Linked DNA regions of Homo sapiens: all the other regions are linked to region 1. A link is an interaction called in ENCODE POLR2A ChIA-PET data of the cell type or tissue named here. Cell type or tissue: GM12878. All regions are shown on one strand.

What was found. Peaks named below come from ENCODE experiments on the same cell type or tissue, not always from the same donor. Only the 100,000 strongest peaks of a DNase experiment are listed, where the experiment ranks them.
Region 2: POLR2A ChIA-PET joins it to region 1 with 11 read pairs; 4 of 35 experiments call an interaction of 5 or more read pairs at or near these places.
Region 3: POLR2A ChIA-PET joins it to region 1 with 12 read pairs; 2 of 35 experiments call an interaction of 5 or more read pairs at or near these places.
Region 4: POLR2A ChIA-PET joins it to region 1 with 14 read pairs; 8 of 35 experiments call an interaction of 5 or more read pairs at or near these places.

Annotation. Positions count from the first base shown.
Region 1 is chr19:35,331,980-35,334,479 of GRCh38, reverse strand. It overlaps CD22 (CD22 molecule), which reads right to left. Exons shown (of 14, transcript NM_001771.4): 2 at 2,406-2,461; 3 at 1,556-1,933. The coding sequence starts at 2,439. Among named protein-coding and RNA genes, the nearest start is that of CD22, 4.0 kb to the right of the region's middle. RefSeq lists a silencer at 966-1,175. In GM12878, a CTCF peak has its summit at 1,457; no DNase peak of the experiment used is centred here; H3K4me3 peaks cover 2,385 bases; H3K27ac peaks cover 2,500 bases.
Region 2 is chr19:35,417,049-35,419,548 of GRCh38, reverse strand. No RefSeq gene overlaps it. Among named protein-coding and RNA genes, the nearest start is that of LINC01531, 13 kb to the right of the region's middle. In GM12878, no CTCF peak of the experiment used is centred here; a DNase peak (open chromatin) is centred at 1,288; H3K27ac peaks cover 2,301 bases.
Region 3 is chr19:35,508,316-35,510,815 of GRCh38, reverse strand. It overlaps DMKN (dermokine), which reads left to right. Exons shown (of 16, transcript NM_033317.5): 6 at 564-632; 7 at 855-905. Among named protein-coding and RNA genes, the nearest start is that of DMKN, 4.1 kb to the left of the region's middle. RefSeq lists an enhancer at 328-637. In GM12878, a CTCF peak has its summit at 267 (motif pointing left); DNase peaks (open chromatin) are centred at 333 and 1,384; H3K4me3 peaks cover 1,634 bases; H3K27ac peaks cover 1,316 bases.
Region 4 is chr19:35,461,468-35,463,967 of GRCh38, reverse strand. No RefSeq gene overlaps it. Among named protein-coding and RNA genes, the nearest start is that of FFAR2, 14 kb to the right of the region's middle. In GM12878, a CTCF peak has its summit at 1,084; a DNase peak (open chromatin) is centred at 1,197; H3K4me3 peaks cover 391 bases; H3K27ac peaks cover 2,124 bases.

The sequences.
Region 1 (2,500 bases):
AAAGCCACCCCTACATGTGCAGTGCTATAACTGAACCTATGTTATAAAAATTATAAGATGTTCGTTTTACTTCTTTTCTTTTCTCTTTGTCCTTTCCTTCCTCCATGCATGATTAGTTACATTTGGTCATTTCAGTAGCAGGTAACCATTAATTCACTCATAATTGTTTAACTTACATCCTGACTCCCTGGCAGCTGCCTGCAAGATAAATGAACTTGTCTCTCTTTCAAAGAACAATGATCCTTAGGTCACACAGACCTCCTTGATGACATCCAGAAATTTGATGAGCCGAGGGGCACAACAGCTTTGACGATCGGGAGGTCACCTCCTGCACACCTACTTTACTCATAAAAGCCCCCACTAACGCTCAAAGTCAGGTCAGATTTGAGAGTTTCTCTCTTCTGTCCCCTTGCTTTGGCTAAATTAAATAATCCTATCTCAGCTTCTAAGCACTGAGGTGTCAGTGTTTGGCTGACTACGCATCGGGAGCTCAAACCTGGCCTTTGGGGTTCAACAACAGTGTCATCTGACCTTGAAGAGCTCATGAGAACTTGCCATGAACATTAACATGCTGGGAGATTTCACTGGAAAATCTAGATTTCCATCGTCTCTTGAAAAATCAGAAGATCAGGCCGGGTGCGGTGACTCATGCCTGTAATCCTAATGCTTTGAGAGGTTGAAGCAGGAGGATTGCTTGAGGCCAGGAGTTCAAGACCAGCCTGGCAACATAGCAAGACCCATTTCTACAACAAATTAAAAAGTTAGCTGGGCATGGTGGCATGCACCTGTGATCCTAGCTACTTTGGAGGTGGGAGGATTGCTTGAACCCGGGAGATCAAGGCTGCAGTGAGCTGAGATCGCGCCACTGCACTCCAGCCTGGGTGATGACAGTGCGAGACCCTGTCTCATAAAAAGGGAAAGGAAGGGGAAGGGGAAAAGAAGAGGAAAAAAAGTAAAACAAACATTTTATGATTTTTATAACACAGGCTCAGTTATGGCACTGCACATGTAGGGGTGGATTTGACCCATCAAACACAGGTCTGGGGCCTCTGCCCTAGGGAGTGTGGTTACTCCGTTCCACACCCAGTTTCCTCTATAGGGAGCTCTGAGCAGCCCTAAGTTTGGGGTGAGCGATGCAGCTTCAGACCCCAATGTCTGAAGGGGGCGGTCCAGCCTGGGGGAGAGCTGAGGCTGGTTACATGCAGACCCACCCCACTAAAGGAATGCGGTGCTTGGATGGTTCCAGTACTAAGGCCAAACACGAGTTTGTCACAAAAGCTGAAAAATACATGGTGAGAAAGAAAGAGGGAAAGATCAGGAGATCCGATAACTTTGGAATCCAGGTCCCAGAGGGGCAGGAACTGAGGGTCAGATGGGACATCCGAGGTCCCGCAGCTCTGTCTAGTGCTGCTGCATCGCCATCGTCATCCGCTGGCGTCCCCTGCCTGAGCTCTGCAGGAAGCTCGGTTTGTGAGCTCTGTGCCAGGAGTCAGGTATTTCCTGCCTCCCACTCACCCCTGCCCAGAGCAGAGGACCCGCTCCCCGAAGGCCTTACCAGAGACATTGAGGTGTATTCGTTCCATCCATTTCTCAGTCTTGGACTCCATCCTCAGCCCCAGCTGACCACTGTCATTGAGGTGCACCGGGTGGATACTCAGTGTGCAGTTCTTATTCTTGTCTCCCAGGAATTGCACCCTTTTCTGCTCAGAAGGAACCTTCCCATCCTTTGTGCTTTCATAGAGTCTTGTCCCATCAAACTTCGAGGTGTTCTTGTTATACTCAGGATTGTGGAACAGGATGAAGCTTTCCAGGTCACCATCTAGGGCTCTGTAGGTGCAGGGGATCCAGACGCAGGCCCCCTCCCAGGCGTAGAGGGTTTCAGGGTGCTCAAAAACCCATTTACTTGAGTCAGAGAAAGCCAAGTATTCTAGAACTCACCACAGTGATCAGAAAGCATTACTAAGGGGGCATGAGAGCCTTCTTTTAAAAGTTATTTTTTATTTTAAAATTTGTTTAATTTTTTATTCTTTTTAGAGATAGGGGTCTTGCTATGTTGTCCAAGCTGGCCTTGAACTCCTGACCTCAAGTGATCCTCCCACCTCAGCCTCACAAAGTGCTGAGATTTCAGGCATGAGCCACTGCACCCAGCAGAGAGCTTTCTAAAGACTAAAGAATTCCCTCTGAAGATAGTGGGAGAAATACAGAGATACACAAAGACAGCAGGATGCAATGAGAGAAGTGTATGTATATATGGGAAACATATATATTTGTATGTACATTTATCTATACACACCGCTGCCCCCACCCTACCCTATGTTGACGCCTCTCTGCCTGGGTCTTTCCTCCTCCTCCAGTGCCCACTGACATCCCAGAACCCCAGTACTAGCCCAGGCCACAGTCCTTACCCAGGAGCAGGAGCCAGGGGCCGAGGAGATGCATGGTGTCGTGTCTGGGTGCAAGCCTGAGCAGGGGAGAGTTTGTCTTTGAGCCATCTGGCCGC
Region 2 (2,500 bases), 85 kb before region 1:
GGCCTCCCAAAGTACTGGGATTACAGGTGTGAGCCACTGTGCCCGGCCCTGGAAATGCCCCTATTCTTTATTATTATATTCTTTATCTTTTATTACTATTAACAAATTACCTAAAAAACATTTGCATTCATTGCTTCCAGGTAACAAAAAACCTTGCTTCAGCTAATTGTGCAAAAATGAGAATTTATTAGCTATGAAATTGAAGAGTTGAAAGTGGCTTCAGGAATGGTGAGATCCATATGCCGAAATGAAACTTTCAGCCACCTGTCTCCATGACTCAGCTCTGCTTCTCTATGCTGGCTTTGCTCTCAGGCAAATTCCTCCTGCGTGGTGGCGGGAAGCTCCAGGATTACCTTCTACCTTCCTAACCACCCTGTGGAAAGAGAAAGCTGCTTTCTGAATTAGTCTAGAAGAGTCTAGAAAAGATTGACTCTAGATGGACTGAGATTGCCAAGTCTGGGTTGCATGCCCTGCAGTGATAATGGGGCCAACCTCCCCTTCTCCCCCTGTCCCCCTCCCCACATCCCACAGACCAAGAGTAGAGGGGGAGTGGTTAACTAGAGGAAAATTGGGATGCTGCTACCAGAAGAAGGAGGGATGAATTCTAGGCAGGCAGCGCCCAGGTACCACTCATAGTAGGTCACTACACAGAGTGTGAGGACTGTCATATCACAGACGAGTTGAATGCCAGGGCATTGCTCCACTCTGAAGAGAAATCCAGGGAGAATAAGTAATGAGGGGAGCAGATCTGGATCCCAGTCCCACTGTTGGCAATTCCCAGCTCTGTGACTTTGAGAAAATGATATAGCATTCTGTGCTCAGGGCAATTCTCTGCTCTGTAGAGGATACCTGATTCTGCTTGGTGCCTTCCCATTTCAACCTCTGTCATCCCTCCACCAATTTCTCTTCTAGTTTTTGTTCAGTTTTCTTGATCTTTTGCTATTCTGGTTTCCCTCCCGCACTGGAAATGAAGGTGAGAAAACCTTGTTCCCCAGCAAGGTGAACCTGCAGTCACCTGGGTCTCTCATCCTTTTCCTTTCCCAGGTGAGAGCTTAGGGTGTCATCTCCCAGGACGTGCTGGGAGTATTTTAGGTATCTAGCTTCCTCCTGTTTCTAAGCAGGCAGCTCTTGGTGATCAGCCTTAAGTGGACTTTTACCAACTTGTTGAATAAGGTGCATAGATACAGCCACCTCTGCCATTTCGGGATCCCCCAGGAACCAAGAACTTTTACACTTGAGCTTGCTATGTGTCAGGAAGAGGAAGGTCAAGAGTTGAGCTGTTTCTCAGGCCGCTTAGCCCTCTGTGTTTCCCCTGAAAGTCTGTTCCCACAAATCTCATTGATCCTTTCTAGATCTCAAGCCCTGATTATTCTTTCAGACTTTGTTCTGCTTTCATAATTCATTCAGGCATTCTGTTTCATTTCCTCTCTTGGTGGATTATTCCAAAGGAGCTTGTCCACTGCCAGTTTCTCCTATGCTTCCATCCCTGCCTCTGGCTACTCTCCTTGTTTGGTCAGTTTTCCCTATTCAGGGTCAAAGTGGAATAGGTTATTTTTGTTTGCTTGTTTCTTGAGACAGGGTCTCACCCTCTTGCTCAGGCTGGAGTGCAGCGGCACAATCATGGCTCACTGTAGCCTTGACCTCCTGGCCTTAAGCAATCCTCACACCCCAGCCTCCCAAAGGGCTGGGATTACAGGCGTGAGCCCCTGTGCCTAGCTGGAATTGGTTATTTTTTTTAGCTCAGCCTCACAAAACCTCCCTAGAATCCCCGGACACATGAGCACCTAAGAAAGTGGGGCCACTTATTAAAATGTCCGCAGAGGGCCAGGGCTCCTCACACAGCCCATCATTCTCTGCAGGCAGGAGCTCTGATTCTGTCTCACACTCTGGCCTCATGTCTTGGTGTCCCATCCCCTACCTCTGCACTATTCCTGGCTTCTTTTCACTTGTGCTTTCCTTAAACCACATAGACCTAAGTGGCTCTAGTTCCCTCGGAAGCCATTTGACACAGACACATGAGCACAAGACAGACAGACCACGCTCCATCTCTCTGCAGGAACCATGTCTTATCTTGGCCCATGTCACATGACCCAGAGCCAACAGAGGCTTCATTCTCATCCCCATGAACCAGGGAGCTTGGCCACCACCCCACATCCTCCCTCAAGATCCCAGCATCTTATTTTCCCCTTCCCTCTATCTCCAATCTGCACTCTCCTCCAAGACCAAGATTTCCTAGCCTTCCATTCACTGTTTCTCTCCTGCATGCATGTGCTTTCTCTTTATATGGTGGGATTGGGGGAGATACTCCTCTGTGCTGAATGTAATTGCATCATTTAAACTTCAGCTTTGTTGGAAGCTGAACAAATGTTTCTTATGATTAGGCATAATAGAAGCCTGTCAGTAACAACATGAACCTCTGATCAATTAAGCAGCTGACCAATTGTTGCCACCTCCTCGTGCTCTTGTTACCCAATAAATAAGGGGGCTGCCTTTGCTCACT
Region 3 (2,500 bases), 180 kb before region 1:
TGACGGCCTCTCCCATCCCGTGTCTTGGAGTCGAGCTGGAGAGGGAGCCACATCTGGCTTCCTCGGGGGTCGGGAAAAGTGTCAGACAGGAGGAGGTGCGTGGACACAATAAGCCGAATAACCTGAGCTGCTCTCATGCGCCGCTCCCCGTATGATCCTCCTCTCCCCCATCTAGGGCAGTTCTGGGAATGGTGACCAAGGCAGCTACGGCCGCTCCCAGGTGAGGGCTCTAGGGTCCCTTCCACTTGCTGCCCCCTGGTGGCAGGATCGCGGCTACTGCGCGGCCGGGCTCCAGGGGTTCCCACCCCCGGCCTGCGGTGGGCAGCAGCTCAGGTTCTCCAAATCATTGCGTAGTTCCGAATACCCTCGGCCACACCTGGCCTTCTCCATGCTCGGAATAACTTCCTGCAGCGACCAACAGGCTAAAGAGGGGGAAGGTCTGGAGGTTGGAAAGAGGACTGGAATCTGATTGGGGTTCCAACAAATCTGTAACACCGCTGGGAACGACTGGGTCCCCTTTAGGTCCTTTAGGACAGCGTTTGAAATCTTGCTTTCCCCTGCAGGGATCCAGCACCGGCTCCTCCTCCGGCAACCACGGTGGGAGCGGCGGAGGAAATGGACATAAACCCGGGGTGAGTGGCTGGCGTGAATCTCCCACCAACCGCGGGAAGGAAAAGGAGAGCAGCTGGTTTCACTCGCAGGATCGGGGAGCCAAGGCTCCGCGGAGATGGGGCTGGATGGCCGCGGAGGTGGAGCGGAAGCGGCTCGCCCCAGGGTTAAAATGCTGCCATTTTGGGGCTGGGACTGGTCTGGGAGGGGACTGAGGGAAAGTCTCCCCTTTCTCTCCCCGGCAGTGTGAAAAGCCAGGGAATGAAGCCCGCGGGAGCGGGGAATCTGGGATTCAGGTGAGAGCCAAAGTCTCTTAAGTCTCCTGGGGACTGCAGTTCCTGCCCAGGACTGTGCCCACTCCTCCTAACTCAACTCTGCTCAACCCCCTCCTGCCTTGTCTGCAGGGAACTGACTATTTCGGCAGAAGAAACCAAATGCACTCCTAAAAATGCTAACGATTTCCAAAGTACTAATTAATTGCAAATCTTGCTGTGATATACCTCACCTTATACCACAGATGGGGCTGGGAGAAATTCCATGTAAACCGGTCCTTTTAGAAGCACAATTGTCTTAAATGTCCTCTATCCAGCCGGGGAACAGACTGTGGTGAACTCTGGGGGATTCAGAGTGCTTTGGAAAAACATTCCCCCCAGTTATGCTGGAAATGTGGGCTTTATGTCAGCACCTGTGGTGCTGAGAGTTAGTGTCACGGAGATCTTGTGAAAGTGCAGGTTGCTCTAACAGGGCTGGGTGGGGCTGAGCCTGTTAGCCGCGTTGCTAACAAGCTCCTGGGTGAGGCGTTGGTGGGAAAGGACCCACGTGGCCAGGGGCAAGGCCAGACCGGAGGTGCTGGGGCTGAGTAGAGACATCTCTTTTTAGATAATCTATGAGGGATACTAACCTTTTATGGGAACAAACTGGTTTTTTTAAAAAAAAATTTCTTCCCATTTGTAACCCTCTTTCTAGTTTGTGTTTTTTTCCTTTTTGAGATGGAGTCCCGCTCTGTTACCCAGGCTGGAGGGCAGTGGTGCGATCTGAGCTCACTGGAAACTCCACCTCCTGGGTTCAAGCGATTCTCTTACCTCAGCCTCCCGAGTAGCTGGGATTACAGACGCCAGCCACCACCTCTGGCTAATTTTTTTTTGTATTTTTAGTAGAGATGGGGTTTCACCATGTTGGCCAGGCTGGTCTCAAACTCCTGATCTCAGGTGATCTGTCCGCCTCTGCCTCTCAAAGTGCTGGGATTACAGGCATGAGCTACTGCACTCGGACTTTTCTAGTTTTTTAATATACCTCAGTTTTAAGTATATAAGTAGTCAAAAAGCAGCCATCTTTTCCTCTATGGTTTTTGCTCTTGGTGTACCGCTTTAAGGTAATTTTCTTCTAGCACTATGCATACTCCTGCAATTTCACTTTTTCAGTTTAACTGGGATGCATCTGGACTTTGTTTTCCTATATGCTGTCTAGTCCCACCCCTCCATCTAACCAGACTTACCCTACGCTTTGTATCCGAGCTGTGTCCTCCTTTATGAGGGGAAAACTGGTTAAAAACAGAGAGGAGGAAATTGATGAGCTAGAACTAAAATTTTCCCCCAAAATACTTCACTGATATTCCCATTCCCATGTATTCAATCACTTCAACCACTGATTTAAAATGCCTCTTGTAAATACCTTAGTATTTTGGGGAGTTTCTGGGAATTCTGTCGGACAGGACTGCTTTATTTATGGTAGCTTTAGAGTATGTTACTATCTACCTCTTATCTTCACTTACCATTTATCTTTTCCAGTGTTTTCTTACCTATTCTTAAACTTTCATTCTCCTAAAAAAATGTCAGTGTTTGGACCAGTTCCAAAAGAGAGTGCCATTAGGATTCTTAGAGGAATCATATTA
Region 4 (2,500 bases), 130 kb before region 1:
GGAGTTCAAGACCAACATGGTGAAACCCCGTCTCTACTAAAAATACAAGAAAAATTAGCTGGGCATGAAGGCACGCACCTGTAATCCCAGCTACTCGGGAAGCTGAGGCAACAGAATTGCTTGAACCCAGGAGGCAGAGGTTGCAGTGAGCCAAGATCAAACCACTGCACTCCAGCCTGGGCAACAGAGCGAGACTCCATCTAAAAGAAAAAAAAAAGAGCTTCAAGCATGAGCTATACACCTGGCATAAACCACCACCCAGGCAGACTGGAACAGGTCAGAAAGTTCCAAGACACATTTCTTCAGGGAGATGAAATCTGTATCCTCCTAAAACCCCTGAAGTTCTTGAGAGGAGACAAGAACATTGACAAAGAGTTTGGGGTTGAATTCGTGGTAAACATGTAGACTAAACACATGAAAAAATAAGGTGATTATTAATTCCAGGGGTTTTGGGAGGAAAGTTGTGCAGGATAAAAAAGGAACTGGCTGGGCGCGGTGGCTCACACCTGTAATCCCAGCACTTTGGGAGGCCGAGGCAGGCGGATCACCAGGTCAGAAGATCGAGACCATCCTGGCTAACACAGTGAAACTCAGTCTCTACTAAAAATAAAAATTATTCAGGCTAGGTGGCGGGCACCTGTAATCCCAGCTACTCGGGAGGCTTAGGCAGGGAGAATTGCTTGAACCTGGGAGGTGGAAGTTGCAGTGAGCTGAGATCGTGCCACTGCACTCCAGCCTGGGTGACAGAGTGAGATTCTGTCTCAAGAAAAAAAAAAAAAGGAGCTGTTATTTACTACAGAGCTCCAATGTCATTAACATCGATGTAGTCACGATTATGCAAACACTGAATATTTTCTAACATAGTGACAATGGGAGCAGATCGGGAAGACAGGGCGGGAAGGGTGTTGTACATATTGGGAAAAGAATAAGAGCATAATCTTCATCTGCCACAGAATAATTTAACAGATGAAACCTTATATTGAGAAATGAAGAAATACAGTAAAATAAGCAAGCCCCTTAAAGGCATGGAGGGATAAATATTTTGCTGACAAGAGGTAGCAGCAGCTGCCTCCAGGAAGCGGTAAGTGACTGTGGTGGAGAGAGAGGGGAAGGAAGTTGTTTTTCACAGTCAACCATTTGATGCATTAAGGGATGTGCAAGTCTAACGGATAAAAATAACAAGTAGACAAAAATAGATGCTATCAGCTAATGATACACCCAGCGAAGTCAGCAACTAGGTATTATGTGAATGTGTCAAAAGGGAAGCCACTTAGGAGTGGTGGAGGGGGAAGTCCTTTGAGGAAATAAAATTTGAGTCACAGGCAGCCTCAAAGAGGGGAAATTCAGCTGGATGAGTACCTGGGGAACGAGGGCTCCACGAAAAGGGAACCACAAGGAGAAGGAGCTTAGTGAGCTGTCGGTAACAAAAAAGGAAGAGTGAAGGGAGCTGGAGGAGGGCTTGGAGGAAGGGAGTAGGGATGAGCTGGGTTGGGTGAGAGCCAAGTGCTAGATGCATCAGGGGCCTTGCTGGCTTTGGGGAAGGCATGGGATTTTACTCTGAGGATCATGAGAAGTATCTGGAGGCCTTCGAGCAGAAGAATGGAATTACAGTTTTAAAACATTTCCATGGTTAAACATGTATTTGGCATCTCCAGTGCGAGACACTTTTCTAAGTGCTTTGGAGGTACAATATGAAATTCGTTTCATCCTCATAATAACATGATGATGTAGGTGCTGTTAGCCCTATTTTTTTCTTCTTTTATTTCTTACTTATATATTTTTTGGGTCAGGGTCTCACTCTGTCATTCAGGCTGGAGTACAGTGGCTCACTGCAGCCTCCACCTCCTGGGTTCCAACAGTCCTCCCTCCTCAGCCTCCCAAGTAGCTGGGACTACAGGTGTGTGCCACCATGCCTGGCTAATTTATTTTATTTAATAATTTCATTTTTTTCTTTTTCTTTTTTAAAATCAACTATATTTATTTATTTATTTATTTATTTATTTATTTATTTATTTATTTATTTATTTAGAGATGGGGTCTTACTCTGTTGCCCAGGCTGGTCTCAAACACCTGGTCTCAAGTGATCCTTCTACCTTGGCCTCCCAAGGTGTTAGGATTACAGGTGTGAGCCACTGCACCTGGCCTTTTTTTTTTTTTAAATCTTGTGAGAGGCCAGGCTCAGTGGCTCACGCCTGTAATCCCAGCACTTTGGGAGGCTGAGGCGGGTGGATCACTTGAGGTCAGGAATTCAAGACCAACCTGGCCAACATGGTGAAAGCCCGTCTCTACTAAAAATACAAAAATTAGCTGGGAGTGGTGGCGCATGCCTGTAATCCCAGCTACTTAGGAGGGCGAGGCACAAGAATTGCTTGAACCGGGGAGACGGAGGTTGCAGTGAGCTGAGATGATGCCACTCTACTCCAGCCTGGGCGACAGAGCGAGACTCCGTCTCAAAGAAAAAAAAAAAATTCTCGTGAGAAAACGAAAGCGCAGCAAGGTT